Linked DNA regions of Mus musculus: region 2 is linked to region 1. Evidence: chromatin loops called from intact Hi-C (ENCODE). Cell type or tissue: gastrocnemius. All regions are shown on one strand. Each heading gives the region's core, and the rest is flanking DNA. Links, peaks and the distances in the headings are about the cores only.

Evidence for each region. Peaks named below come from ENCODE experiments on the same cell type or tissue, not always from the same donor. Only the 100,000 strongest peaks of a DNase experiment are listed, where the experiment ranks them.
Region 2: it touches region 1 in a loop (1.9-fold over the local background); 2 of 42 quality-filtered maps call a loop at or near these places.

What each region holds. Positions count from the first base shown.
Region 1 is chr14:76,311,018-76,326,105 of GRCm38, reverse strand. No RefSeq gene overlaps it. Among named protein-coding and RNA genes, the nearest start is that of Gm41215, 56 kb to the left of the region's middle. In gastrocnemius, for the core only: no CTCF peak of the experiment used is centred there; a DNase peak (open chromatin) is centred at 7,440; H3K27ac peaks cover 3,065 bases.
Region 2 is chr14:76,370,199-76,385,286 of GRCm38, reverse strand. It overlaps Gm41215 (a long non-coding RNA gene), which reads left to right and starts at 11,068. Exons shown (of 3, transcript XR_874834.3): 1 at 11,068-15,088. In gastrocnemius, for the core only: no CTCF peak of the experiment used is centred there; no DNase peak of the experiment used is centred there; H3K27ac peaks cover 886 bases.

The sequences.
Region 1 (15,088 bases), core at 3,516-11,515:
GTGATGCCTTTCCTCTAGCATGCCTCTACCTTCCTCAGGCCCCATACTCTTCCTGAACATCACCAACTGCTGGGACCAAGCACTCACACGCATGAGTCTAAGGAGAATGCATCATATTTGAAGCACATCTACTGTTATCCCCAACAACCGTGCTTCTCCTGCTAAGCAGAGGCATTTGTGTTACTCAGTGGTGATTCCGCTGTATGTTGATGCTGTTGTTCATCCTCTCACCAGAAGGACCTGTTTTGACTCTAGGGTGCTTCTGAGTACAAAACGTGTGTGTGCGCGTGTGTACATGTGTGCATGTGAAGGCGGGAGGTTTTGGTTCACCTGGGTAGACACCTAAGAGTAGGAGTAGGTCATTTTTATAACCATCGATTAGTGTGCTATGCCCAGCCTTCATCAGCAAGGCCTCTTACTACAGCAGGTAGCATATAAATGCAGAAACCCATACTGACCAAAGTACCAAAATAAGTGATGGAGTGTTTAGCTCTAAGCGTCAAAGTCATAGCATCCCTTCTGAGGCTCAAGGAATGTCTCCAAAGAGGAGAGGGAGGTAATGCAAGAGCTGAAGATGTGTGGATGAGCAACAGAAACACATCTTTGGGATATGGCTTAGCTATTTCACCCGTGAACTGGCTACATCTGTGGTTATCTGCAGAAGACCTGTACAAGGTTGGGCCTGTCAACATATTATCACACATGGAAGAGGCCCAGGAGGCCTGCCTCCCCCTGAGGGACAATTGGTAGTTAGTGATTCTTTGGGACAGCAAGTACTTTCTTCAACGATGTAGCCATTGATTCTACATGCCACCCATGCTCGGGCAAGGAACTCCAACTAATCTCAGTGGGTCACACACACAGAGTCCTGAAATCAGGGTGGAGATTTGTTGGGCAGAGGTTTCAGTGGGAGAGGGAGGGGGGTGAAGGTGGGGAGGGGTGAAAAGAACTGAAATTTATGATGTAAAACTATATAACTGAGAATGTTTCTAAATATAGGGATTTCAGAAGGGTTAGATGAAGGCAAAATAACTATTACTCTGCTCTCATTAATATTTTTAGTTGATACCATGTGATGGACCAAATTGTCCTCATTTTTACCTTATGTGACAGATAAATAGGAGAGGTGTCTGATCTCATTAGGGAAATATTTTTGTCGTTGAGTTCTTCCCATCCGATTTAATTCTGTTGAAACTTTCATTCTAAACCCCATAAATCCATACAACCTGCCAAATGTAAACTGTATTATACCACCAAATCCTAAAAATAAAAAATGAATTATGCTAGTGCAATTAATCTCTCCAAATGGTGGGACTCTAGGAAGCCTCTCACTGTATTTCCCAGAACACCGGAGAAAGACCAGTGTCAACCCTTTGTTAAGTTTTACTAAAGCTTAATGTGTGCCTATTTTAGCTCAAAATAAAATCTGAGTTAGCATATCTTTTGGTGGTCATAAAGTTGGCCTTGCATATGCATGGGTGGGGTGCATATGGGACCTAGGGATGGCTGATTGCTTTATGTATCTGATTTTCCCCGAAGGGAAACCTGAGAGTCAATCACATGAGTTCTATTACACATTATGGGTTTTGGGTTTATAAAGGCTAAAATCATCTTGGCATCTCTCTGTTGGTTTTGCTGCAGGATCTGAGAAGATCTAGAAACATTGGACAGTAGCCAAACCAGGGAGGGAGGCAGTGGCCTTGAGTTTCTGCTTCCCTTGTGGTGTGGCTTCTGTTATTAGTTTCTTTCATTCTTGTGTGTTTGTTTGCTTGCTTGCTTTTGCTGTTTGTTTGTTTGCTTATTTTGTTTTGGCCTTTTAAGATTTTGTTTTGGTGCAAGAGCTTTAAATCCAGGGGTTTGCCCTTGAGCGGCAAGCACTCTACCATTGGGCTATGTCCTCAACTCTCATCTCCACTCCTGACGACAGCAGGTACCTGCAGTACCTTTTTGACTGGGGTCAGTTCCAAGATGTATGGGGGAAGCCACTCTGTTGGAAATACGAGCCAAGTTACCCAGACAGGCCTCAGATCCACTCAGACCATCCCTCTCTGGATTCTCTTTCCCATCTAAGCACATCTAAGTTATTTTAGCCAGTTTACTCCAGAAGAAGCTAGCTCCAGGTTCCCACGATTGAGCAGAGTCTTGGGATCACAGGAGCAGCCCGAGCCAGCAGCTCCCGCCCCAACACAAGGGCTTTAGAGAGTGAGCCAATTCCAGGAATGCAGTGAATTCTCCCTTTAGCCTCACATTAGTGACCAGCAGCAGCAGTGAGTGCTAGGACTCCTGTCTCACCTTGTTCCCAGTGTTATGACCAGTGGGAACAGGTCTGAGGAAAGTGTAGACCAGCTTGAATTCAGCAGGGAATCCCGGGACCAGCTACACACCTGACACCACTTTAAAAACCCGGCCACCCATAAGATGCATAACACTGCCCAGAAGACTGTATGAACCATTGTCTGGCTTCATTGGGCATTGTCTTGTCAAGCTGAAGCTTTAAAAACAAACAAACAAACAAACAAACAAACCAACAACAAACAAGCCCTAAGACAGAAAAAGTAAAAAATAAATAAATAAATAAATAAATAAATCACGAGAATAATCTATTGTCTTAGTTACGTTTCTGTTGCTATGATTAAATGCTCTAGTGAAAGATGTTTGAGGGTTTATATGGCATTACACTTTCAGAGGGGATGTGGTCTACCATGGCAGACCATGAAGGCAAGAGCATAAGACTAGCAGGTAGCATTTCATTGACAGGCAGGGGGCAGACAGAAAATGGGACATACAGGCAGATGTAAGAGCTCAAAGTGTTTACTTTCAGCCTCAATTGTTTGCCTCCTCCAACAATCCTCTACTTCCAGAAAATTCCACAGCTTTCCCAAACAGCACCATGAGCTGGAGACAACACGTTCAGACCCATGAACCCCCTGGGGACATTTGACATTTAAATCCCACAGCAAGTATGCTTTAAATTCTTCAAGAAATGTTTCACTAACAGAGCTGGAAATACAGTTCAGCAATACGACAGGCACCTAGCATGCCTAAGACTCTAGTCCATCCAGAAGTAAAGAATAAAAGTGGAATGACCCAGAGGAAAAGATGTTTTAAGTATCTAAATGGCTCTCGTCAACTAGAGCGCAGTAGACACCGTGAGCAGTCAGTGAGCAAACATCATACATAATAAGTCTAAGTAGGAAATTCTTGTACATCATTGCACCTAAGTTCAAAGTCTGACGGAGTATGTGAGTCTTCCCTGCTCTTCCTTATCTCCCAGCCACCCAGTTCTTCTCAGCTCAGAAAGATTGTAGGACCATGGATGCAGATGGATTCTGGGTGAGTTGGTTTGGTTTGTAAGGGCAATACTCTAAGAACAAATCCCAGGAGAGTGGAAAAATCATTAAGGAAGTCTTTTAAAATGTCTTCTATATGCCAGGCCTTTAATTCCAGCACTCCAGAGGCAGAGGCAAGTGGATCTCTGAGTTCTAGACCAGTCTGGTCTACAGAGTGGGTTCCTGGACAGCCAGAGCTACACAGAGATACCCTGTTCTCGAAAACAAAACCAACCAACCACCCAAAACCAAAACCAAAACCAAACAAAACAAAAGGATTCGTCTTTGTTCATTCAGTATAACCTCATCAGCATCAACTTCAGACTTGAAAGCCAAAGGAAGAACAGAGAGCTAGCCCTGCAGGAGGGAAAGACCACAGTGGGGCTGAGCAGGAGAGCAGGGCACAGCTGCCTTCCCTGGGGTTTCCATGGGATGTCTGGAGGCTCTTGACTAGGAAGGCCTTCGGAGTGTTGGAACTTGGCGTCTGGATTGACCTAAATTGTCCAGTCACCTGGCCCTAATTATGAGACCACATGTGACAAGAACATTTTTGGACAAGACACTGAAAAAAAAAAAACCATCACATTAAAGTAAATACTTCCTTCCGACATAATTTGAGACCCTTCTAAGTCATCAGATATCTTTATTGAAGTTCCAGGTTCCAAGAACATAGAAATGATCACTTACTTTTTGAGTGATAATGAACAAATCCTCTCTTCCATAGAAACAAGACAGCGACTGCTTGCTTAGTGCCTGGCATCTTCTATTTCTTATTTCCTCTTATAATTTCTATTATTATTAATTTGTGGGGTTTTTTGAGACAGGGTTTCTCTGTATAGCCCTGGCTATCCTAGAACTTGCTTTGTAGATCAGGTTGACCTTGAACCAAGAGATCCACCTGTCCCTCTGCCTCTCCAGTGCTGGGATTAAAGGTGCATGCCATTACTGCCTGACTGATTCCAATTACTTTAAGCAATATCATGAGATAAACTATTAACACTATGATTCTCTCCTTAGAGATCATCTCTAACTTTAAGGGGGATGGTAGCGTATAACTGAAATCCAGGTTTAGGTAGGAGGATCTAAATTTGAAGCCAACCTGGGCTACATAATGAAACCCTGCATAAATAAAAAAGTCCATTAATTAAGGAGGGAAAATAAATGGAATTTTATTTGAGAATGGATATAAATGTGTCTTTATAAGTGAGTAAAGTGTCACGTGGAGCATCCAGCCTGATTCACAAGTTGTTATAGTAGTGTCTCCGTTTTATAACCACAAGTGATGCAGGATAATTGAGATTATAAATGTGTATGACTTAAGCTCTCGGGGTGTCATGCCAGCCAACAAACATCACAGAGACTCAAACCTTGCTGTTTCTTTAGATCAGCTCTCAGCTGCAGTTTTTTACTTTTAGGCTAATATTTTATTTTATCCCTCATAGCTTCTGCAATGGAACTTGAAAGGTCCTGCCAAAGCTACATGGCATGTAAAGGATCAACTTTTTCTGTATTTTTTTTTTTGAGGAAAGAAAGAAAGAAAGAAAGAAAGAAAGAAAGAAAGAAAGAAAGAAAGAAAGAAAGAAAGGAAAGGAAAGGAAAGGAAAGGAAGGGAAGGGAAGGGAAGGGAAGGGAAGGGAAGGGAAGGGAAGGGAAGGGAAGGGAAGGGAAGGGAAGGGAAGGAAGGAAGGAAGGAAGAGAGGAAGAAAGGAAGGAAGGAAGGAAGGAAGGAAGAAAGAAAGAAAGAAAGAAAGAAAGAAAGAAAGAAAGAAAGAAAGAAAGAAAGAAAGAAAGAAAAAAGAAAGAAAAAGCAAGCCAGGGCTGGAGAGATGGCTCAGTGGTTAAGAACACTGACTGTTCTTCCAGAGGTCCTGAGTTCAATTCCCAGCAACCACATGGTGGCTCACAACCATCTGTAATGGGATCTGACACCCTCTTCTGGTGTCTCTGAAGACAACTGCTTTGTACTCACATACATAAAATAAACCTTTAAAAAAAGAAAAAAGAAAAAGAAAGAAAGAAAGAAAGAGAGAGAAAGAGAGAGAGAGGGAGAGAGAGAGAGAGAGAAAGAGAGAGAGAGAGAGAAAGAAAGGAAGGAAGAAAGAAAGAAAGAAAGAAAGAAAGAAAGAAAGAAAGAAAGAAGCCACCCTTTGTTCATTGGAAGCCACCACTCTGTGTACTTTTAGAAACTTACTGTTATCACTGGGTTGGTTCCTTAGTACAGGAGATTTGCTCCACCCCCAGCTCCAGTCACCCCCTCTTCCCCTGTCTTCCTTTGTTTTTTTCTACTCACAGGTATAAGAGCAAAATCAATATTTAGTTGGCATTACAAGGAACACACTATTGACAGCTGTAATAAACCACGATTACCTTTTAGGATTGCACAGTGTCCTGGTTAGTTTTACGTCAACTTGACACGAGCTAGAGTCATTTAGGAAGAAGAAACTTCAGTTGAGAAAATGCTCCCACCAGACTGGCCTAGACAAGGTGTTGAGGCAGTTTCCTGATACATGACTGATGTGGGAGGGCCCAGCTCACTGTGGGTGGTCCCAGCCTCTGGGCTGCTGGTCCTTGGGGTCATAGAAAGCAAACTGAGCAAGCCATGGAGAATAAATTCATTCGCAGCCTTTCCCCATAGTCTCTGCCTTCAGGTTCCTGCCTCCAGGCTCCTGCCTTGAGTTCCTGCTGAGACTTCCCTCAGTGATGGACTGTGGCCTGAGAGTTGTTTCTTTGTCAAGTTGTTTTAGGTCTTAGTGTTTTATCCCAGCAATAGAAACCCCAACTAAGACAGCCGGCTACTTTTTGGTTGCCATATTCCGTGTAGAGTCGGTTTTAATTGTAGCATGGTGTGGTGAGGGCTTTATATGTTTATCACCAACAGACCTCCAAACTGTGGGGCTACATAAATCTCTCAACCTCTGTGCCTTTGGTATCCCAATGGTTTCGTTCATCTTCTGGAAGAGTTACAACCTGGTATCTCTTCCCCGCTGGGTGACAAGAAGTAGTTCTCTGGCTGGCTGGATTGACAGAGGTGTCATCGTCCTGCATACGCTGACTTCCAGGCACGGCTGCTCTTGTCAGCTTCCCCTGCCCAGAGGTCACTTGTGTTCCAAATTGCCAGGTGGGCTCTGGAGGCAAATGAAGTCTCCTCAGCTTCACCCACCGTGGCTGAGGAGTCAGCCTTCCTGACTGTTGGTAACCAGCCCCCCCCCCCCCCACACACACAAAACCATCCCTGCTAGGCTGAAAATTTTTGTTGCCATACTATACAGACCATTTTATTTATGTATTCTCATGTGAAATTCATGTGTCACCCTTTTAAAAAAAATCCTTCTGAACCCAGATTTTTTAGTTTTAAACTGAAAGTTTTTCAGTGTTTTCCCAAATCAGAATTACCTAAACTATTTTCTGTACCAGTTGTCATTGTAGAGTCCTGACTTACATACTCTAACTCATCCTAATCCACAATATGAATGGCAATATGGTTAGCTATCATGAGCCATTCTAAAGTACATTAATATATGTCCAAAACAAATAAATTCAATGTCCTACCAGTACTATGGGGTCCATCTAGGGAAAAGAACAAAACTGACCCAGTGCAAGAAGACAGTCCAGGCAACTGGAACTGCTCTTATTTCTGGTCTTGTGAACGACAGACTTGAGGCAGTCTTTGGATCTCCTGACCTCTTCTCAGGTTGACCACGAAGCCATATTAACTCGACCCAGTCTTCTACCATCGGGTCACCCACCCCCTATTTGCAGACCTTGTTTGAATCTGATGGCTGAGATCCTCCTGACTTGAACTCCAAATAGGGAGATGCACTGGTGGAAAAAAAAAAATAGAGAGGTTGGTATTCAGGCCTGCTCATCTGGCAAGAACGGCTACTTGGTAAGTAAGCAAACTTTCCACAGTGAGTTCCAGAAGTCTATTCGATCCACAGTGAATGAAGAAGGGCACCAGGGAAATGTGTGTTCTCTCCTTTGCTGTGGAGGGTGGATGGGGCTTCAAGTCAAAGACCCTGCACAGTTTTTCCTACCAGAAAGCTGTGCTGTTTGTAGGAGACAGAAGCCATTTGTAAACACAGTTTGTTCCAAATGCATCATTTTAAATAGAAATGGCCCCGCGCCAGCATTACTTCAAGCATAGGAATTCTCACATCGTTTGTCCTAACCAACAAATTCCACAAGACCAAATTTAGCTGGGTGAGACCAGCACGATGCTGAAAATATATCCCCTGCTGTTTTATTTGGTATTGTTTTAATAAAAGAGGAACAGATGCAGAACCAGAAAAAGAAGGTTAAATTTTGAAACGACAAAGGTCAGGATTTAAAGTCAGAGTAAAAGACACAAAAATTTAAAATAATAAAACCATTGAAATTGAATTTTGGATCTTTACAGGACTTCATTGATGTGATATATTTTGCAGAATATATTTTCATGTAATATTTTTAATTTATATCATATATCAACCTAATGTCAAAAAGTACTGTTGCACATAATAAGACTGAAATCTTACAAAGTACCCTTTTACTTCTTCATTCATATCATTATGCTGTTTTTATGCATTGGCTTTAGGATATGTTAATACTATAATAGATTACAAATCCTTTAAAATAAAGTATTCATCCATTTGCTATTGATGACATGTTCAATCATTTGCCTAGATTTTTTTCTGAGGTTAGTTACATAATGCCTGAAAGATCCCATGTAGTATAATATTTCTTATACTACACAAAACTTGTGGATTTGTTCAACTTTTGTTTGAAACTTTTTAAAGTTTACTTTTATTTTTAAAATGCATTTTTATTGAATGTAAAAGTTCACAATAGATTTTTCCCCTCCCATTACTTTAAAGTTGATAATCCATTGTATGGTTCAAATGTGAAGGATCTTAAAAAGCTCTGTGCTTTGAAGGTTGGTCTCTACTAGGGATCCCATCGTGGAGACCGTTGGATCATAAGGCCTCTGTCTGGATCAGTGGATTTGTCCTTTGATGGGGTCATAGTTCGGTGCCATCATATAGTAGGGCCTGGGTGAAGGAAGTAGGTCACTTCCCTGGTTTGATTCCTAGTACTATGACCAAAAAAACAATTTGGAGAAGAGTTTGTATCCGTTCAGAGCATATAGTTCATTATGAGATGAAGCCAGGGCTGGAACTGGACCAGAGGGCACAGAAGAACACTGATTTCCAGCTTGGCCTCCATGGCTTGCTGTGGTGGTTTGAATAGGCTTGGCCCATGGGAAGAGGCACTATTAGGAGGTGTGGCCTTGTTGGAATAGGCGTGTCCTTGCTGGAGGAGGAAATATGTCTCTGTCCAGGTTGCCTTTGAGGGCGCCTAGGGGCTCAAGCTCCATCCAGTGCAGAAGAGAGCCTCCTCCTGGCTACCTTCAGATCAAGATGTAGAACTCTCAGCTCTTCCAGCACCATGTCTGCCTGCAAGCTGCTGTGCTTTCTGCCATGATGATAATGGACTGAACCTCTGAACTGTAAGCCAGCCCCAGCTAAATGTTTTCCTTTCTAAGAGTTGTCTTGGTCATGGTGTCTCTTCACAGCAATAAAACCGTATTCACCCAGCCTACTTTCTGATACCACCCAGTCCCACATCTCCTGCATCAGTCATTTAACAAAAAATGTCTTACAGGCCAGTCTGATGGGTGGACTCTAGCTTTTGTCAAGTTGACAAAAAAATAATCAGGACAATTACTGAGGGTGTTCATTGGAAGGGTAGGTCCTATGCCTGGCCCTTTCTCTTGTCTGCTTCCTGGCCACTATAGAGTGAACAACTTCCTTCCGTCATAATGGATGGATTCACTACAGGCCCAAAAATCTAGAATCAAGCAAACATGGACTAATACCTCTGAAATCATGAGCCAAAATCGGTATTTTCTTTAAACTCTATTTATCACAGTGGCCAAAAAAAAAAAGGGTGGGGGGTGAAGGTGGGAGTGGAGGCTCCGTAGTGGTCTCACTACTTGTCAGGCACTTCCTGACAAGAACTGCTGCGACTGTGCTGTTACTCCTGTGTGAGTCTCTTCTCCAGCTGCTTTTAAGATTTTCTTCACTGTTGGTTGTCAACAGCTTGCTATGCTCTTCTTAAACGTTAAACTCTGCTTGACTGGTTGCTTCCTTTGATGGTCTTCATTAAAGTTGAAGGGTTTCAGTAGATTCTGTCTTAAAGTGTCTCTCTCCTTTCTCCCACACCATTTTCTTCCCCCTGAATATGAGATTGGCAGTGCAGTGACAATCACTTCATTCTTCTCGGGCTTCCTGACCGCCTCTTTTCCACTTGTCTTTTTGTTACTTTGTCTCCACCTTACTTATCTTTTCTTTTGTGGCATTTGATTGGCTACTTATTCCTAATTTTTCATTTCAGATATAGTGCTTGTCATCTTTATGTCGCAGCTGCTTCTTTTTGTACCGGCCATTTCTCTTCTCACTGTGGTCCTGATCGTCGCCTCTTTCTCGTATATAAAGTGAATCATTGAAGTAGATGCTTCAATGTTATTGTCTGTTAATTTACCATTTCTATACTTTCCTTCCCTCTTCGGTGTGGGTTCTGGGACTAGAAGTCAGACCACCAGTCTTGGTAACAAGCGCCTTGACCTAACTAACCACCTCTCAAGCTCTGCCTGACAATTTTTGACTAAATGCCTAACATTATGATTCTACATTGTAGTCGCTGGGTTTTGTCGTGTTCTCTTAACGATTACTGGGCTTTATTCCAGCACAGCATTAACTTCTGGACATAGTGGGTCTTTTCAAGGCTTTTCGCCATAATGAGATTTGGTTCAGAAGTCGTTTAGCTATATAATCATGGTGAACTGAATAAGGAGAGTTCCCTTCCTGGGGGATCTAGAGCTTTCTCCTCTGGCTGGTGGAAACAAAGTGTCTGAAGCCTGTGTGACATAGATCAGTGTTCAGCCAAAGAGATCCTTCTGCAGATGTCTGTCTGTCTGTCTGTCTGTCTGCCTGCCTGCCTGCCTGCCTATCTTTCTCTCCTCCCTCCTCCTCTCTCCCTTAATAGAGATATTTTTCCTTTCCTCTTCTCCTCCCTTCCTCCCTTTGTCCCCCCTCCTTCCCTCTCTTTCTCTCTGCACCTCCATGGTTCTGGTGGCTCAGGTACCACTTTTATCCAGATGTCTACACCCACCCACCCCCAACCCAGTCTGAGTGTTGAGCATTTTTTCTTTTTCCTTGGACACCAGCCTGGAAGCTGCCTTCAGGCCACGAGCTGGGGCAATTACAGGCTCACCCTTTCTTCACCTGCATCATGATTCTGTGCTGCCTGTTGGTAACATCTGAGGAACGTTATTTCTTATATCTTCTCCAGACTTTCAGCTGTGAAAGGCAGGGGGTTAAATCCATTCCCTGTTTATCCACCCAAACCAGAAGCAGAAATACTTTGATCCCCTACAATGAACGTTTCTGGTTGGGGGAAAAAAATGACTTGAAAGAAAGTTAGTATCTTCCAAACTATTCTACCAGGTCATCTCTGGTTTTTCACCACTAATGAACGTGGTCAGTTGATCCACTCACTTTTATATATTTAGGGCCACTGTATAACCTTTCCTTCCCTCCTCATATGTCTGTCTTTACAATCACTAGCATAGAATCCTTGCTCTTTCTCATATTAACTGGGAATGAGCCACAGGAAACACATGATAATGTATAAAATCTAATTTACATACAGCCTAAGTATAGTATGGATTTTAAAAACAGACATATATAGCTGCTTGCCAAGTGTTCATTTCTACTGGTGTGATAAAATGCCCTGATAAAAAGCAACATTGGGAATAGAGAGATGGCACAATGGTTAAGAGCATTGGTTGTTCTTCCAAAGGACCCAGGTTCAATCCCCAGCTCCCACATGACATCTCACAACTATTTGGAACACTAGTGCCAAAGGATCCAACACCTTCTTCTGGCTTCTACTGGCACCATGTACGCATGTGGTGGGCAGACATATGTGCAGGCAAAAGTCCCATGCACATAAAAATAAAAATCAACGTCTTGTCAGCCCTGAAAACATACATACAAGCAACCCTGTATGGACTAAACAGGTTTTATTTAGGAATGTTAGGAATATACATATATATTCAATAACAAGTGGGGGGGAGAGGCTATGAATTTGAAGGTGAGTGAGAGTTTGTAGGGAGGAAAGGGAAGGAGAAATGTAATTATAATCTCAAAACATTTTAAGAAGTAGTTTAGAGAAAAGGGAATTTGACTGTCTATTACAACTCCATGTTATGATCCGTCATTGCGGGGAAGTCAAGGCAGGAGCTTTAAACAGCTAGTCACATCAGTCACATCCCAGCCACAGTCAGGAGCAGAGGGAAAAAGCAGACACACATGCTCGCCTGCTCCCTGGGACTTAACACTACCTCTGTACTCTTATGGAGTTTAGCGCCCCTGATCAGGGTATGCTGCTGCTCACAGTGGGCTGAGTCTTCTCATATCAGTTAACATATTAAGATAATCCCCAACAGACCTGCCCACAGGCCACCCCGTGTAGAGAATCCCCCAATGAGACTCTCTTCCCTGGTGATTCTAGGGCATATCAGACTGATCAAGAAAGCTAAATACCAAAGGCAGAGATGGGTTATCTGCCCTGGATCCCAGTTCCTGGACAATATGGTTTGGGTTAGTTTAAGATATGCTTTAACTTAAAAACTGGACACGTGATTTAGGCCAGAACTCACTGTTGCTGTTTCAAGAATGGACAAAACTCCCTAGGGTGTCCCTCCCCGGCTGTTTCTGCTTTCCGCTGTGGTGATGTGTAAGGCTAGAGATCTTTGTGGGCACTGCAGCAGCAGAGCGGGAAGGAGACACGTGACGGCAACACAGGGAATGTGAAGACAGAAGACGGCAAAACATCGCATGATTGCACGACCTCACCTCTTAGATTCAGCTGCCTAGATTTACGCTTAGATTTCCCAAGAGCCTATCATTTTCCAATTTTCCTTAAATATGTTCAAATTGGGTTTCTGTCACTGGTGGGTTTAGGAAAATCTTTTAACTTTAAATGCTAAAGTACAGACGAAATGAAGTGCCTTTCAGGACAAGTGGTAAGCACACTGTTTTCCCTCAGCCTGGGGCTGCCGCCATGTGCAAGATGGTGTGTGAGCAAGTCGAGCTGAGTCTTGGGGTAGGCACCAGGCAAATCCTAAGTCTGTAATAGTGGCATGCTAATGATATGCTAATCTATGGTAATTACATGCTAATGCTAGACAGCCCTCACCTACAGACTCCCATCACTTCTAGGTGCTGCCCGATGCTCCTAAATGGGAATTAGAAAATGACAGAGCTACTTCATGCTGACTCAAATACAGACCCAAATTTCTCTTTCCATGTCCTGGGCGCATGACCTTCCAGAGTCCCAGAACACTGCAGATGGGACTGAATGGCCTCTATCTCCTGGTGAATCTATCCCACTCATCCCTACGGAAGGTTCCATCCATTTCGCCAGTGTATCAGTTCTGCCCTGAGCAGTGACAGGCAGGTGTGCATCCAGGGGGTGTGGAGAAGGGACCACCACACAGCATCTAAACGCTGGCAGACTGGTTAGAAAAGAGCTTTTATTGCTTTGTCTCCCCTCCTTTATTTGGCCTCCCTTTCTCAATTGCCCTTTGGTAGAGATGCGGACTATGGATGAAATCCCTTGAAACTGTTTCTAGAAAAAGTCTCTGGGAAAGGCAGTGGGGCTAAAGGTCTCCTACTTCTGGTGTGCCCCGGAAGTGTCTCATAAAACTAAAAGAAGAAATCACTTGTCTTTTTTGCAAAATGCTCCCAGATGCTCAAACGAGTGCAGGAGCACACACAGGTCAATGTAAAATTAGGCCAATGGTCATTGCTGTTTCAACTGCAAAGCTGTGGTAGGGGCCGCATCACTGCTAGAACGCAGCAAAACGTGTGGACTTTTGTTTCATGTTTTGGTTAGGTTGACAGTGTGTCATTTATATAGCCTGACTGGCCTGGAACATGTGTGGGCATGCGTGGGGGGTAGGGAGTGGGAGTGGGGGGGAATGCACTGAGTGGATATGCGCATGTGTGAGTGTGCGCATGCGTGGCAGACGTGGTGGGGGGGGGGGGTAGAGGGCAGCTTGTAGAGTCAGTTCTCTCCTTCCACCTCTGGGGGTCAAACTCAGTTATCACACTTGGGCAGCAAGCACTTTTACTCACTAAGTCACTTTGTCAGCCCTAAAGTACATCTTAAAAATAAACCTTCAGGCCGGGGTGACAGCTCAGTACTTAGTGTGAAAGGTCGGAGCTGAGTTTGGACCTGCAGTACCCACGGCAAGGCAAGGCACAACAAGACTCATCTGTGACCCCAGAACTAGGGGACAGAATCAGATAATTGATTGTTATATTTGCTGGCCAGTCAGCTGAATCAGTGAGTTCCAGGTTCAAGGAGAGGCCCTGTCTCAAAAAGTAAGGTAGAGTGGCGCTGAGCATTCTAATGACCTCCGGCCTCTACTGCTTACGTATTGATAAACACACAGCTCACGTATACACACTCACACAACTCACATACACACATACACCACACATACACACAAATAGAAAGTATAACTTAAGGAATTACCATTGTTGGACAGTAGTGGCACACGCCTTTAATTCCAGCATTCAGGAGGCAGAGTCAGGCAGATCTCTGTGAAATGGAGGCCAGCCTGATCTACAGCATGCCTTCCAGGACAGCCAGGGCTATAAAGTGAAACTGTCTGGGAAAAAAAAAAAATGATGACCACAGGGAGGATGGCTATAGGCAAAGGGGAAGACCAGGCGAGGTTCGTCCCTCCTCAGGCAGCCGGAGCCCAGGCTCACTCTGAGTACCCTGAGGAGTTGATGCTCCCAATGAAAGGGGCAGATCCAGTTGCATCTCTCTCCTGCCCCACCCTGAGGAATGGCCCAGTGACGCTGCAGGCCTTTCTCTTACCCGATATCTGTGAGTCAAGGCGCCGTGTTGACCAAGTAGGTCAGATAAAGGACTGCAAAACTATTGTGAGAATTATCCAGGGAGGATGTAGCCAATATTCCTAGGTGTGTTTGCAAGGATGGCCCGGAGGATAAGTGCCAAGTGGGAGGTGCTGTCACAGTGAGACTCCAGAAGTTTCTAGCAGGAAGGATTGAGATGAAATCCTTCCTACACAGTAGGACAACACTAGCTGCCACACGACAGAGGGTGAAGCCTGGGCTCAGAACTCCAGCTGGCTTTTAAGACAGGATGGCATTTATTACAGCAGAGATTGCTTCCTGGTAACTCAGGAGTCTGTCAGTTCATAAACTTTGCTGGTACATTCTTTCAAAGTGCTAGAAAACCCAACTGTTGATTACTTTATCCTTCCGAATAAAACATTATATCTTCCAAATCATTGTAAATTTCATGAGACACACATTCTTAAGATTATTGCATTATTGAAAACAAAGCAAATAGCAGAACGAGTTAAAGGACACAAAATCAACTGTATTTGATGATAAAGTAAGGATACTTAGTTTTGAATGTCTACAATTAAATAAAAAAAAAAAAAATTAGAATGTATGTGTCCTGTCAGGCACTGTCATCTTGACAATTCCTAGGAGGGTTTATTTACAAAAGTAGGATTTTGCTATGTGAGGTGGCACACACCTTTAATCCTAGCTGAATTCAGAGACTGAGGCACATCTCCATGAGTTCAAGCCTAGCCTGTTCTACATAGTAAGCTCTAGGCTAGCCAGAGCTATATAGTAAGACCTGAAGACTATATCTTAAAAACAAAACAA
Region 2 (15,088 bases), core at 4,275-12,274, 58 kb before region 1:
TTTTCCTTCAAATGTCATAATTTCAGTTTCCTTTATAGATAAATAAAATTATACTTTGCACTTGGACCACAGTTTATCTATCCATCAGTTGGGGGAATATCAAGACTGGCTCCATTTCTTACCTGTTGTGAATAGTTGTGAATAGTGCAATAACACACATGGACGTGCAGGCATCTCTATGCTAGGACTTTGAGTCTCTGCCCCATGTGGTATCACCTGGTTGGATGGCAGTCCTATTTTTAGCTATTTGAATAACCTCCACGTTGATTTCCATACCAGCTACGTAAGGTTACATCCACCAGTAGTAGATAAGAGCTCATCTTTCTCCACATCTGTGCCAGCATTTTCTCCACATCTGTGGTAGCATTTGTTGTCGAGTTCTTGAAGTTAGTCCTTTTGACTGGAATGAGATGACATTCCAAATTAGTTTCAATTTGCATTTCCCTGATGGCTAAAGATGTTGAACACTTACACCTGATATATTTATATTTCTACTTTTGAGAACTATCCCATCCATTAGTCCATTTATTGATTAGCAGATTTGAAGGTTTTGGCTTGGAGGGGGTTAATTCTTTGCATATTATGAATATTAATGTTCGTCTGAAGCATAACTTTAGAATCATTTTCCTCATTATGTAGGCCGTCTCTTTACTCTTGGAATTGTTTCCTTCCAAGGCAAAAGCCTTTTAACTTCAGTTTTGGCCTGGAATTATGGTCATACCCTGAAGTGCTTTCACTGTGTTTTCCTCCTATGGCTTCGGTGTTTCAAGGTCTTGTCTTAAGGTCATTGAAGCATTGTAAATTGATTTTTGTGCAGGGTGAGAGATGTGGTTCTAATTTCATTCCCATGTGTGTGAATAGCTAGTTTCCCTGGCAACCAATTTTGCTATGTTGGTTTTGTATTCTGATACTTTGCTGAAAGTATTTATCAGGTATCAGAGTTTTCTTGTGGCATTTTCGGCAACTTTTAAGTACAGAATCATGTCATTTGCAAACGAAGGTGCTCTGACCCTATCCTTTCCTAATCGGATCTCTATTTCTTTCTCTTGTCTTATTACTCTAGCTAAGATCTGAGTGCTATACTGAGTGGAGACTGAGAGCCCTTATCTCAGATACCAGAGGAGCACTGCAGGTTTCCCCAATTAGTATAAGGCTGCCTCTAAATCTGTCATACATAGCCTTATTGTGTCCCTAGTTTCTTCCTTTTTATTGTGGAATGATGTTTAACTTTATCAAGTAACTTTTCCATCTATCAAAATGATCATGTGATTTCTGCCCTAAAATCTACGTACTTGTTGTCTTACAGTTGTAGGATAGTTGATTTATGCATGTTGAACCAGCCTTGTGTTGTTTGACAAGACTATCTTGGTCATCAGGTATGACCTTCTAAATGTGTCTTGAAAGTATTTGGTTGAATATTTTTGTGCCTATGTGCATCGAGGAAGTTGGTGTGTGGTTTTCCTTCTTGATGTTGCCTATGTTTTAATCTGGTTTTTACTACAATTATCTTTTAAAAATTGATCTTTCCCAGATGACTTCCAATTTATGATGGTTCAACCTGGGATCTTATTTTTCTTATTTTTCAATATTTACATTCACTAGAAGTCATACTTTGGATTGTAAGTTCTTGTTGCTTTTTCCAGAATATTGGTATGAAATAGACTGATATTGGTATGAAATAGACTAGTATCTCAAGCTGCTAAGCAGTGACAAAAAGGCACAGGTCTCAGAGTTGTGTGCTCACAAGGAAAAATAACTGATGCTTTGCAGTATACCGTACTCAACTCTAATGTTTGGTAGATGTCCTATACTACATCCATTTCACAATCTGAACGTTACATTATAACCACATCATAAGTCAAGGAACATCTTTATAGTCTTAAATTATTTTGTTTTATTTTGATCCCAGGAGATTTTGCGTACTAGACAAGTGCTCTGATGGGTCCACATCTCCAGACTCTCATTGGCTTTTTTTTCTCCTTGTTATTGTTGTTTTTGAGACAAGCTCGTACTGTCTAGTCTGTGTTCACACTCATGATCCCAAGTGCTATGATTCCAGTCATACATCTCCACACCCTTGCCTAATAATTTTGTTTCTAGCCAGCAACTGAACCAATGCTCGGACAGTTGGTGTGACTGGCCCTTTTCCAATGTTGGGGTCTAATCCTTGATTCAAGAGTGCTAAACTGGGGAAATCCTACACAGGGGTCTCCATGAGAATATTCTTTGCCTACTTGAAGCTCTCTGTAATGTTCTTCTGCTACAGAAAGAAACGTATTTGATAAGGGATGGGGGATCACCTTTCAGCACAAGAACTATTGGGGAGCATTCTGTGCCTACCCCAGCTGCAATAAGAGGCAAGACAGAAAATTAGTTCCTGCTGGGGAGCAGAGGTGTGTTCCCATCACCCTCATCATCACCGTGGTGCTGGTCTCCATCATCGTTGCTTCAGGCACGTTTATGAGATGCTCACACCGTTCCATGATGACGGAATCATCCAGAGTGACATGACCTTAACTCATCACAAACGTTGACTCTGTTCCCTCTTACACAAAGAACAGCACACCCGTGGCTTATGACATCAGAGCTACAAGCTTTAAGAACTTACACAAAGAACAGCACACCCGTGGCTTATGACATCAGAGCTACAAGCTTTAAGAACTTACACAAAGAACAGCACACCCGTGGCTTATGACATCAGAGCTACAAGCTACCGCTTTAAGAACTTACATTCCAAACGAATTAACTACGTAGAGAAAATGCTGACAACATGCAAAGGGTTTTTGTTTTTTCTTTTTCTTTTCTTCCTTTTTTTTTTTTTAAATAAAAGTAAATAGACCAGCGTAGCATTTTTCATTCCTTACTTGTCATAAGCATCTGTTGGGGGAGAAGAAGTGGGTAAACCTCGGGTAACTTGTTGAAATAAGAAAACCATCACCACTCCTTAATAGTTGTTAACTCCTCAGATACAATTCTGCAACTGGATTGACTGATCATATTTGACATAAGTAGCTAAATTGTTACAAAAAAGTTAATAATGCCTGGGATATAGATTAGTGGTGGAGGACCAGCCTAACAGTCCCCAGCATTATAATAATAATAATAACAATGGCAATAATAAGGTATGGATCAGGCCTGCTCATTTTTAAAGATTGTTTGTTTACATGATTATGAAACAATAGGTCTGGATCAATGCCTTTTTCACTGCTTGCAATTAATACGTCCTTAGCAAGATTATAAATAGCAAAATTAAATCAGATTTCTTATTTGAAAGTCAGTCTATTTTGGTATAACAACTCTACTAGATGTAATTACATATTACAATTTTTTTCTAATGTGCCCTTACCCCCAGCTACGTGCTGTACCATAAATAGAATGGGGAAATGTGATTTCCTGGCAAATAGAATTAAAGCAGGAAAAGCTATAAAGTATGGAGCATTTGTCCTGTCAGTTTTTTCTATAATGAGCAAAACAGAGATTTATGTCTTAAAGATTTTTTTCTACTAAATTTAAAATACCTTTAAACCAGATAACACTGCTATATAGAGCTATCCATTTGAGTCTCTTGCTGTCTCGAGATTTTTTAAATAGGCAAAACTTTGAGAATATATACAGTAATAGAGACTTTACCTAACATTTTCAAGACTCTGGCTTCAACCCCCAGGAAAATAAGCAGATAAAGTACACCTTGCATTCATGGGCACCTTTCTTAGACGGTGGCTTTCCCTCCCTCTCTCCCTCTCTTCTTTCCTGACTTTCTTTCTTTCTTTTCAAGACAGAGTCTCTAAACATAGCCTAGACTAATCTTGAATTAACCATGCAGTCCAGGCAAGCCTCAAACTCACAATGATCCTCCTGCCTCAGCCTCCCAAGTGCTCGGATTTTAGAGATGAGCCACCATCCCTAGGCTGGGTGATTGTAGTTCTTTCTTCAACTCTAGAATCTTCCTGCCACATCCCATCTCTGTAGACAGAAACCTTCAGCAATCAAGCGATTTTTACTCAATTTTGTATTTTGTACATATGTATTTATTTTTCTTCTTTAAAATAAATTTCTCATTTTTTGAGATTATAATGTAGTTATATTATTTTCCTCTTCCTTTTCCTCCCTCCAAACACTCCCATATGCCCCTCAAATTCATGGCATTTTTTATGAATTTTTGTTACATGTATATGCATATGTGTGTATATATATATATACATATATATATATTCTTAAATATATAAATACAATCTACTAGTATGTATACTGTTACTTGTATGTATGTTTTCATTGGCAATGACTATTGATATTGGATAAGCAATTGGTGTGCTCTTCCCTGGGGAAGGCTGTTTCTCCCCTCTCAGCATTGCTTAGTTACCTGTTGTCTTAGTTAGGGTTATTATTGCTGTGATGAAATATTGTCCCCCAAAGCAATGTAGGGCCAGGCAGTGGTGGCGCACGCCTTTAATCCCAACACTTGGGAGGCAGAGGCAGGTGGATTTCTGAGTTCGAGGGCAGCCTGGTCTACAGAGTGAGTTCTAGGACAGCCAGGGCTACACAAAAAAAACCCTGTCTCGAAAAAACAAAACCAACCCTCCCCCTCCCCCCCCAAAAAAAAGCAACGTAGGGAGGAGAGGGTTTATTTGGCTTACATATCCAGAGTCACAGTCCATTGAGAGAAGTCAAGACAGGAACACAAACTGGGCAGGAACCTGGAGGCAGGAGCTGATGCAGAGGCCATGGAGGGGTGCTGCTTACTGTCTTGCTCCCCTTGGTTGCTCAGTAGGCTTTCTTATAGCACCTGGGACCACCAGCCCAGGGATGGCCCCACCCACAATGAGCCCTCCCACATCAGTTACTAATTAAGAATAGCTCCTACGGGCCTTCTACAGCCTGATCATATGGAAACACTTCTCAACTGAGGCTCCCTCTTCTCTAGCTAGTGTCCAGTTGACATAAAACTAGCCAGTACGTCCGTAGTTCTTTGTGTAGGGCTGAGGCCATTTGGGCTTTCTCCTGTCCACATTAACATGTCTGTTACTGAGTTCCTTGCTCAGCTCATGTTTCAGCAGTCATGTTGGTGAAACTATGGGTATAGCTTCTGACTGACATTCCTAGGAGATACTATCTCACAGCAAACTCCCTGATACTCTGGATCTTACAGACTTTCCACCCCTTCTTCCACAGTGTCCCCCAAGCTTTAGGTTCAGGGGTGTTTTATAGACACGTAAATGGGACTGGGATTCACAACTGCATTTTTACTGGTTGTGTTTTTTATGTAATGGTGTCTATCTGTTGTAAAGGAAATCTTCCTTGATGAGGGTTGGGGGCAATAGTGACCAGCAGTTACAAGGAAAATACTTAGAATGTGCTTAGGGATCATCTTGGCTTAATGAAGTAGCAGTTGTAAGTTCTCCTCCAGAATACATGCTTCCACTAACCCTGAGATCCTCTTCTTGGCTTTCCTAGCACTGGGTCTACAAGCTCCTGGCTTTTTGTATGGGTGCGGAAGGTGCAACTCACACAGGTCCTCATGCACAAGCAGGCACTTAACCAACCAAGCCGTCTCCCCAGCCAAAAGAGTGGAGACTGGAAATATATCTTTAAACAGCATAGTGCTTCCCCTCATGGCTATCCTTGCTGCTGTCATTCCCATGGCAGTCAGTGCCTGCAAGGGAGCTGTTGTCCCTAGGGACAGCGGTGCCACTATGTGGTAATGTCTTGGTCAGGGTTTCTATTACTGCAATGAAACACTAGGACCAAAAGCAGGTTAGGGAGGAAAGGGTTTATTTGGCTTACACTTCCACAGCAGTGTTCATTATAGAAAGGACTCAAGGCAGGAATCTGGAGGCAGGAGCTGGGGCAGAGGCTACAGAGGGCTGCTGCTTACTGGCTTGCTCCTATGGCTTTCTTATGGAACCCAGTACACTAGCCCAGGGATGGCACCACCCAGAGTGGGCTGGGAACTTCATTTATCGATAGTTAAGAAAACGCCTTACGTCTTATGGAGGTATTTTTCTCAATGGAGGTTCCTTAACAGCTTGTGTCAGGCTGATACAAACCTAGCCAGCACAGGTCATACCTCTAAATCTATAAAAGATTTACCTAGCCTATGACAAGAGTGAGGCAAAAGCCAGTTACACAGCAGCCCCTAGGTAGCACTGCACGCTGTATCCTGAGATAAAAGTAAGTACATCTTAGCAGCCCAATAAAAAAAAATGTAAACTAAAAATCCCAAAGAATAAACAGCTTAAAATACTTTATTTAAACTCCTCTTACTGATTTAAAGCTGCACCCTCCAAAAAATTATAGCTGTCATAAACCTCTTTACGGGAGCTTTACATCTTAACGGGGCTGAACCACGACCACAGCAATGAATAATTGGATAAGCTATCCATACCTCCTGGCTTTCCGTTTTCCCTCTGTAGAATCCCTTTCTCCCACCCCCTCTTCCCCTGTGGAGTTGCAACCCCTTTTCCCTAGCTATGTGGGGGAGCCATTTCATCCAAAGGCCCCCACGCACACATGTACGCCTCACCTTTCCTGAATCTGTCCATGTTCAATCGAATCCAGTGCTCTCCTCCCTACAGAGACACAGACACAGAAAACGAGAAGCTTTTCTTCTCAGCTGTGTCACCATAACCCTGCCAGTCTTATCATCCTGCCACTATTCAGGTAGAGAAACTGAGCCTTGCAGGTGTTCAGAACACTTCCCACCATCACACAGTACTGACATCGAAAAGACGGACTTTGAAGTTTCGATTCTGATTACCTGGGGGAAAAAAAAAGGATCAATACAGCCCATTGTTCTCCCACGCTGAGACAGGATGCCAGTGTCCTGGGATAGCCAGGAGAGCTGATGCTTTTTCTCTTTTCCCCTCTGGATGCTTAGAAAGATCAGCTTAGCTCAAGATAACTCAGGGAAAGGTTTCAGAGGAAGTCCGTGTAAAGTTAAGAGCCCCCAGGGTGTTGCGCACATACAGGCTCTAGTGCCTGTGGTCAGGCATCAGAGTGAGAAGGAAAAGGGACGAGAAGATGTTTGTGCACATAAGTATAACAGCGCACCTGCTTTGAGGTCCAGAGATCCCCTGAAAGACTGTGTGGACCAAAGGTGCTCAGCTTTTTTTCTGATCTTAACATCCAGCATAGCATAGACCCATCCCCAGTCTCTGCCTTCAGAAATTCTCTGCACTGGATCTAAATGAAAGCATGCTATTTTCAGAACTAGTATTTGTTATTTTATGAATATTGTTTTAATAACTATAATGTTATTTTTTAAACCATTGATCTTTTCATATTTATTTAACGTTCACAATGTTTGATAGTGATAAAGGTTCTAATAAGAATTTCTAGCCTTCTGGCATTGTGACACGATGTTGTCAACTACAAAGAAGTGTTAGTCCATATTCATAGCTTCTGGGACACACCTGCTTCTACCTTTGTTATTAGTGATATTAATAGTCTCGATTACAGAAAATCAGTTGTTCAGTCTACCATGAAAGTATCTCTGTGCTGTGGTTTATCTGAGTTCACAAAAGATGGTAGTCACCACGTCATCTCCCAGACACTAGGTCTGACTTGCCTCTTCTCTTAGCTCTTGCTTCTTTTCTTCTTGACATAAAAACCCAAACCCAGAGAGACAACGGGGACTATTACATACTTGGTTAATCTTGAATACAGAGGGGAAACTACAGTCAAATAAAGTTACCAGGATACTGATGGATGCCTACAAAACAAAGATGCAATTGCAGCACTGAAGGGAGAACCTGGGCATGTCTGACAGTGAGGGTAGCTTTCCTGGCCCCAGGGGTTGCTCTGCAGACATAGTTAATCATCTGCTGAGCAGTCAAATCGATGCCTGTGACCTTTCCTTCAGTTGTCTTTTCCTTGTGCCGTTCCCTCAATTCCTATAGTCGAGAAAAAAGCCAATGGAGTCATTTCTGTGGGGTGGGGGATGGGAGCATGCCTATAAAGCACGTTACTACATTATGTGCTATACAAGTAGAATTCTCTAATAAAATTGTGAACATAACTATAAAGCTTATCACTTAGAGTTTTTAACGTATGCACATATCTTTATTCAATTGACTCTAGGTCCCGTTCCTCATCTGATAGAGGATGTGGAATACATCACCCCTGAATGAAGGGAAATATTTGTTTTTATATCCAGGGTACAGGGGCAAGTGGGAGATAGATGGTAAGTGAGCTGTTAAACTTTCATAATCAAGCTCACAGAGAAAAACATTTGATGTTACCTAGAAAATAGAATTGCTGCATGTCTATTGATAGGCCCTAAAATTGAACGTGAAATACTCAAACCCCGATGATTGTCTAAACACACTTTGGTGTCACTGCGAACTGAACTGACTCTGTTAGGAAGTCTGGGAGCCATCAAGTGGTCATTGTGCCTGCAGGAGAGGCCTACACCAACCGCCTTCTAGAGTTTCTCTTCCAGGAGACAGCAAACAATCCCTCCCTTAGCCTGCCTCTCAAGTTAAAAGGAGATGGGAAGTGTGGGGCCAGTCAGGGAGCACGCTGGCAGAGTCAGGGGCTGAACTTGAAACCCATCCAACAGATATGGGTCAATGTAGACTGTGCTTAAAAGACAAACTAGGACCTGGAGATGCTCGGGTTTCAGGAACACTGAAGTGCCTTGCCCCTGGCGGTCCACTGTTCTGAGGGCACTTGAAGTTTCCTTCTGGCTGTGCCTATCTTGGTCTGGAAAATGATCAACATATGAGTGAGTAACTATCTATTAAAAGGGGCCGATGATCTTCGATAGGTCTCCCCCCCAACCCCCACCCCCCAGGAAAGGCCTTTTTCACCTGAATCAAGGGATGAGTGTTCCCTCTCTGGAGATTTGTAGCTCATGAATCTCACCCTAAATGGTTTGCTGTATCTTACAACACTTGCTGCATAGGCTCATGGCGCCCTTTTTTCTTTTGTAGATGGGGCAGGGATCACTCTCTTGGTAGCACAATGGGAAGAGAACAGAGGAGACTAGCAATAGGAAGCTCTTCGAGTGTAAATAAGAAGAAGAAAGGCAGGAATCCTGTATGAAGACAGTCAACCAAGTCAACATGCATATCAGACATACAATTCCCAGGAGCTGGCTATTAATTGTACACATACGAAGCAATTGGGGGCAAGATGTGTAACTTGAAATGGTTGTTAGGTGGTGGGACCACATTCCAAAGGAGGGTTTGTAGAATATGAAACCTGAGACATAAGACAAAGAACTGGCTACTTACTAGATATGCTGAGGTTGAAGTGGGACTTAGTTGGAGACAAGATTAGTAAGTATCCTCAGGTCTAATGGATGTGGGACCCCCTAAAGTAGTTGATAGGGCCTGGGAGGGAAGTAGAGAACCCAAATAACCATACTATGAAAGAGGCAGAAATCTTAACAAATCACCAGCATTTAACACCCATGATACCCTGGGTTCAGTTCTCAGCATTGGCCAAATGAAAAAGACACCAGGAACCAAGAATAGGATGAAGTAACACCCACAGGCCTAGAAACACATGGTGACTGACAAGAGCTCTCTCCATGGTGTGAGGAAGATAGAGTCAGAGGATGTGGCTTCAGGAATGAGTGAGTGGGCGTGGGGGGGGGGGGGGAGAGGAAGGGAGGAGTCTCCTTGACTTCCAGGAGAAAGGGAGCTGGCGTTGGCCAGGCCCAGTGTCAAATAGGAGCCAAGAAGAGAGTCAATGTCATTATTTATGGAAGGTAAAGGACTCCAAGATGCGTGGGAAGGGAGTGATGCTCTGGACAGCAGGAGGTCTTCGAGAATCGGGAAGGAATGGGCTGTGATCCTCGAAGGATGAATTCTTAGGACCCATAGGAAGGATAGATGACGCTGTGAGACCCGAGACCTCAGGAAGAGGACTGGCAGAGATCAAAAGACACGCATGTGAAAGCATATCTGTGTTAGCTTCTCTCTTTTTCTCAAAGAGAAAGAAAATCACCACAGAACTTTCACTTTTTCAAGAAGACAGGGCTGTGAAGACAACTTGAAGAGAGAGAGGTAGGAGTGTCTCATTGCGTTGTTTCTCCTCCATAGCAGTGTTTCGAGAGTTCTTGGACTGAGAACTTTCACCCAGTACCTGTCTGTCCTTCGTGACCATCACCCTTGTATGAGGTGGTCATGAGTATTTCACACATGAGGAGAGCGGGGTCTCAAAGACATCGATCATTGGCTTAAGTCAGAAGTACCAAGTCTAGTGGGGTGCTTGATCAATGTCTGTCAAACGAATGGGCTTCATAGACTACATGCTCCAACCTGTTCCTCCTGTGTGTGATGTTTGTTTTCAACAGAATTTCTGCCAGTGAGTCTGTTCTCACGTAGTCTTGGATCAGCCATAAACTCTAAAAACATGTCACAATAATGGGAAACACAAGATGTGGCTGGACGAGGAAGTGCCAGGGCTACTTTATTTACTCCAAACAGAAAAGCAACTTTCATGGTTAGGACTGATTGGGAAATGAGATGTAATTGGACAAAGCACTTAAAGCCCCAGTGTTTAGACCTTCCAGCACGGACCTCCCTGCATGTAGAGGCATCGCAACAGATGTGTGCTCAGTTTTAGTTCTACTCTGAATAATATCTGGATGAGCATTCCTGCCAAAACGTTTCACTGAAGGATTTACAATAGACTTTCCAAGGCTCTAACTGAAGGGCGGCAGCTGATGTCAGTGTGTGTGTGTGTGCTGGCATTCACCAGTTCATCCGGCTGAATAAAAACTAACCAATCATGTCTTTGGGAATGCTGCGTATTCTTCATAGTTGTAAGTCAAAATCTAATATGTGCTCCCAGCATTATGTCAGCCCCAAAGAGAAACTGTACAAATAATAAAATGCCATGTAATGCACAAATAGGGCATTAGACTCCAAGTTCCCGTGGGCAGGTGTTGCACTTTCCCCAATATGCATTTCAGAGAACTAGCCCAATGTTTGGCACACAGTGTGGGCTAAAAATTTCATGTCAAACTGAGTTGAACTGCATCAACATTACAGATGGCTTATATATATATATATATATATATATATATATATATATATATTTTTTTTTTTTTTTTCCTCCTGGAGCAGAGCACAAACTGTCACCGGAGGATGCCGTGAGCACGAGCACTCTTAATTCATTATTGAGGTTCGGAATGAATTATTAACTGGAGAAAAGCATCCAGAGCCAGAGTTGTCTGTCATTGCAATGGGAGGAAAGGGTAGTAACACAGCTAGGTGGTCTCCCTACATCATCACCCTCTTCCCCATCCTCAAGGCTCTCCCAAGCCATGACTCTAATTCTCATTCCATCCCTGACTTACTGTTTGACCTCAGGAGAGTCACTTAATCTCAGTTAGTGCTTAAGTTTCCCCTTCGGTGAGAGCCAAAGGGGCCTGGCTGTGCAGCCAGCACGCAACCGGGCCCGAGAAGGGGATGCGTTGACTCAGAGCCTTCCATCATTGCTGTAAGGCCAACGGAAATGAATCACAGGCTCAAAGCCCCAGTGGCTTTCTCCAACTACTACCAAATTAGCCCTTTGGGATGGCTAAATCTGTGGAATGCAATGAAGGGGAAAAGATGGTTACCCTAAACTCAGAGGGGGAGGACCTCTGTCAACAGAGGGCATGGGGCAGGGTAGAGAGAGATCCAAGGCTGGCTAGAATGGTTGCGAATAGTTTGCCCTATTGAGGAGAACACACCAGCCTGTTTTTTTGTTTTTTGTTTGTTTGTTTTTTTAATAGATAAACACAATAGACAGTATGTGAACTCTCTTCCAGCCCTTGACATTTAAGATTAAGGGAAATTACATGCAAGGTTGTAGAATAAATTCAAAATGATATACATATATATCATAAGACCTACAAGGGCGATGTGAAAGAGAGCTGCACACATGTCTTAGGCAGTGGTGACTGGTAAAGGCTGACATGCCAAAAGAGCTGAGGCTGGGAGGGGGAATCCCCTTGCCATGGCTCCCTATACCCTAAGTCTGTTTATCCCAGGGAGAAGAAAGATCTATAGAGATGAAGCCTATATCCCTATGAGAACAGTCTAGAAAGGTCCTGTGTGGACAGCACACCTTCAGTACAACAGAATTCAGAGAGGACTCTGACAGAGTATGTTCCATTGTCATGGCTGTGGTCACAGCCCTGAAAGGGGCACAGGACAGTTGAAAACCTTGCAGAACCTGCATAGTCTAACCATTGTCTAGAATAGCCCCTGCTAATCGAAGGGCAGACTTGGAATTTGTCCACATCACCTTCCCGGGCATGCTTGTATGAAGGGTTTTCCAGGCACCAGTAGAATGCCTTTGAGTCTGCATCACTTTGCAGATCAGCTCACCGCACCACCCGGGAAACATCGGTAATTGATGGGTGCTTCAATCACACAGAAAAGCCTCTAACGTTTTATGAGCAACACTGTAAATCTTATCTGCAGCATCCAAAGTGACTGATGAGACAGGTCCTCTGAGAGACTGAATATCTCAAGAATCTCACATGAAACCGCAGCTTATGAATACCTTTGTCTTGTGACACTATTTATAAGCTCCATGAGCCATAATGGGATTCAATATATATATGTATTACGATAAAACATTAAAAATTTGTTGGCAGGTCTTTGTACATGCTTAGAAGAGAAAAGGGTTATTTCTCGATGTTTAAAAGGAGAAAAAAATTGGGCAATTTTTGAGCACTAATACACTGTTTGAAGAACAATCCAGAGATGAGACAGGTAGCTTAATCACTAAAGCATTTGCCGTGTACGTGTGAGGACTCGTGTTTGATCCTTGGAACTTATGTTAAAAAAAAAAAAAAAAAGCCAAACATGATGGTTCACTCTTTAATCCTAGCACCAATACCAAGACAGGCATATCTCTGAGACTTGCTATCCAGCTAAAGTATCCTAACCAGTGAGCTTCAAGCCAATGAAAGACCCTGTCTCCAAAACAAAACAACAAAGAAGTGGATGGTGTAGGGGTAGTTGGCTACACTATGTTGGCTCTTGGCAGGTCAAATGTGCGCACTTGCTCATGAGCTATTTGGATTCCCAAATGGAAGACACACACACACACACACACACACACACACACACCCACCAGTTAATTTTAAAATGCCTTGGCTATCTTAAAGGCTGATCAGTTCTAATCCTCCCCACGGCTAGCACACACGTCCCTCTTGTAATCCTGGTTTAACACCCTCTATATTCTATATTTTATCTTTGTAGCCTTGGCTCCTTCTGGGCGGCTCCCTAGTCTTTGCTGCCCAAGACGCTTCTGGACAGCCCTTTCGGGGGTCACATTCCTTCTCACCTACAATTTGGATGATTTTCCTCCTGCAGCTCTAAATCTGATCTGTCTCCCTCCGGATCATGGTGACTCTGTCTCTTTATTTCCATGTCCTATCCCGTGTAAAGCTAAAGGCCCCGCCCGTCTCCCTCTGTCCAGCCATAGGCTGTATGGCAATTCTTAACTACTAATCAGAGCCAGCTGGGAACAGGCTTCCTTTAGCCTACGTGTGGAACCTTGCAAACAGGTTTTTTAGGGTGACACAATTAGCAAGAGAACATCAGCTGCTGTAGATGGAACCTGAGGGACATCTCAAGGATGTCCTCTGGATTCCACACACCCATGTACACCCCCTACCCCCCAGCCCCCACAACACTAACAAATCAAATCCATTCGGCCGTAGTGAGCACGGAGGAAGCCTGTGGTGGTCTCTGGCAGAAGTTCAGATCTTATACTTAGTTATCAGATTGAGACCTTTATTCCATCCCGTTGGTCAAGGTCCATTCAAATACAGACTTTGGCTTTCAGGTTCAAGTGCAAATGCATATTTGAGACAATCTAGATGCAGTCTAGTTATTTGCTTTTCAGTTTGCTCCTCTGCTGTAGGTGTTCAAGGGAAGGACAATCGTCTCCTGTCATCCCCAAGTCACGGGGTGAGGAGTAGATGTGCGTGATGACTCCTCTATGGATCAGCATGGTCGAATGATGATAACCCCTTAATTTTCTCTAATGTTGTTGCTGCTGTTCCCCCTGCTTTCTCCCGTGAGGAGCATCGGCTGGCATACCCACTTGCCTGCCTTTTGGTGACAGCATCTGGATTTTACATATGGATGACTCTAGCAACCGACTGGGCTAGCGATCTAGCTTGGGCCAATCAGAAAGCAACACTCGTGCTCCATCCCTGGCCTTCCTTCTCTCCTGTGGGGGTTGCTATCGCTGTCCCGTGGAACAGCAGGACGAACAGAAGACAAGGTCTCCCAAAAGAGAGAAAATGATGACATCATCTGAACTGCCTTTATAGAGAAACCTGTTTGGAGTCAAGTTATACTTGGAATGAAAAACATCCTCATGTGCATAATTCTTGTGATTTTTTTCCTTCCTTCAGTTACTTACAATTAACGTTTCCAAACGCAAAGATAGGTAAGAAGAATGGTAAGTGAAAGTCTGTATTTCGTCTAAATTCACCAGTTAACAAATTGACACATAATCATTATCTCTTTGTACCTTCTATTACCATATATCTCTGTATCTACCTATCTCTCTCTTTCTGTCTGTCATCTACCTGCCAACCTGTCTGTCTGCCTATTTATCTATCCATCTGTTCCATTTCCTTTTGCTACCATTCAACACCAGTAGTATTATCATTAAATACGTTAAATTAAAACCAACTCAATAAATAGCTCATCTTAAAAATTTCTGAGTTTTTCCTTAAATTGTTTTTTTTTAACCTCATCTTATTCTTTCCTTAAGATTCATCAGTCAACTTTCAATACTGTTTGTTTGGTTTTGGCTTTTTGAGACAGGGTTCCTCTGTGTAGCCCTGGCTATCCTGGAATTCACGCTGTAGACTAGGCTGGCCTTGAATTCAGAAATCCACCTGCCTCGGCCTCTTGAGTGCTGGCATTAAGGCGTGCGCCACCACACCTGGCCTGTTTTGGTTTTTGTCTCTTTTAACTTACAGCAGTGTCCTGAATTTCATTGTACTTTTCCTTTACTGACATTGTGTGGTGGCAATTTTATGCCAACTTAATGCGGGCTAAAGTCATCTGAAAGGAAGGAACCCCAACTGAGAAAATGCCTCTGTAAGGTAGGGCTGCAG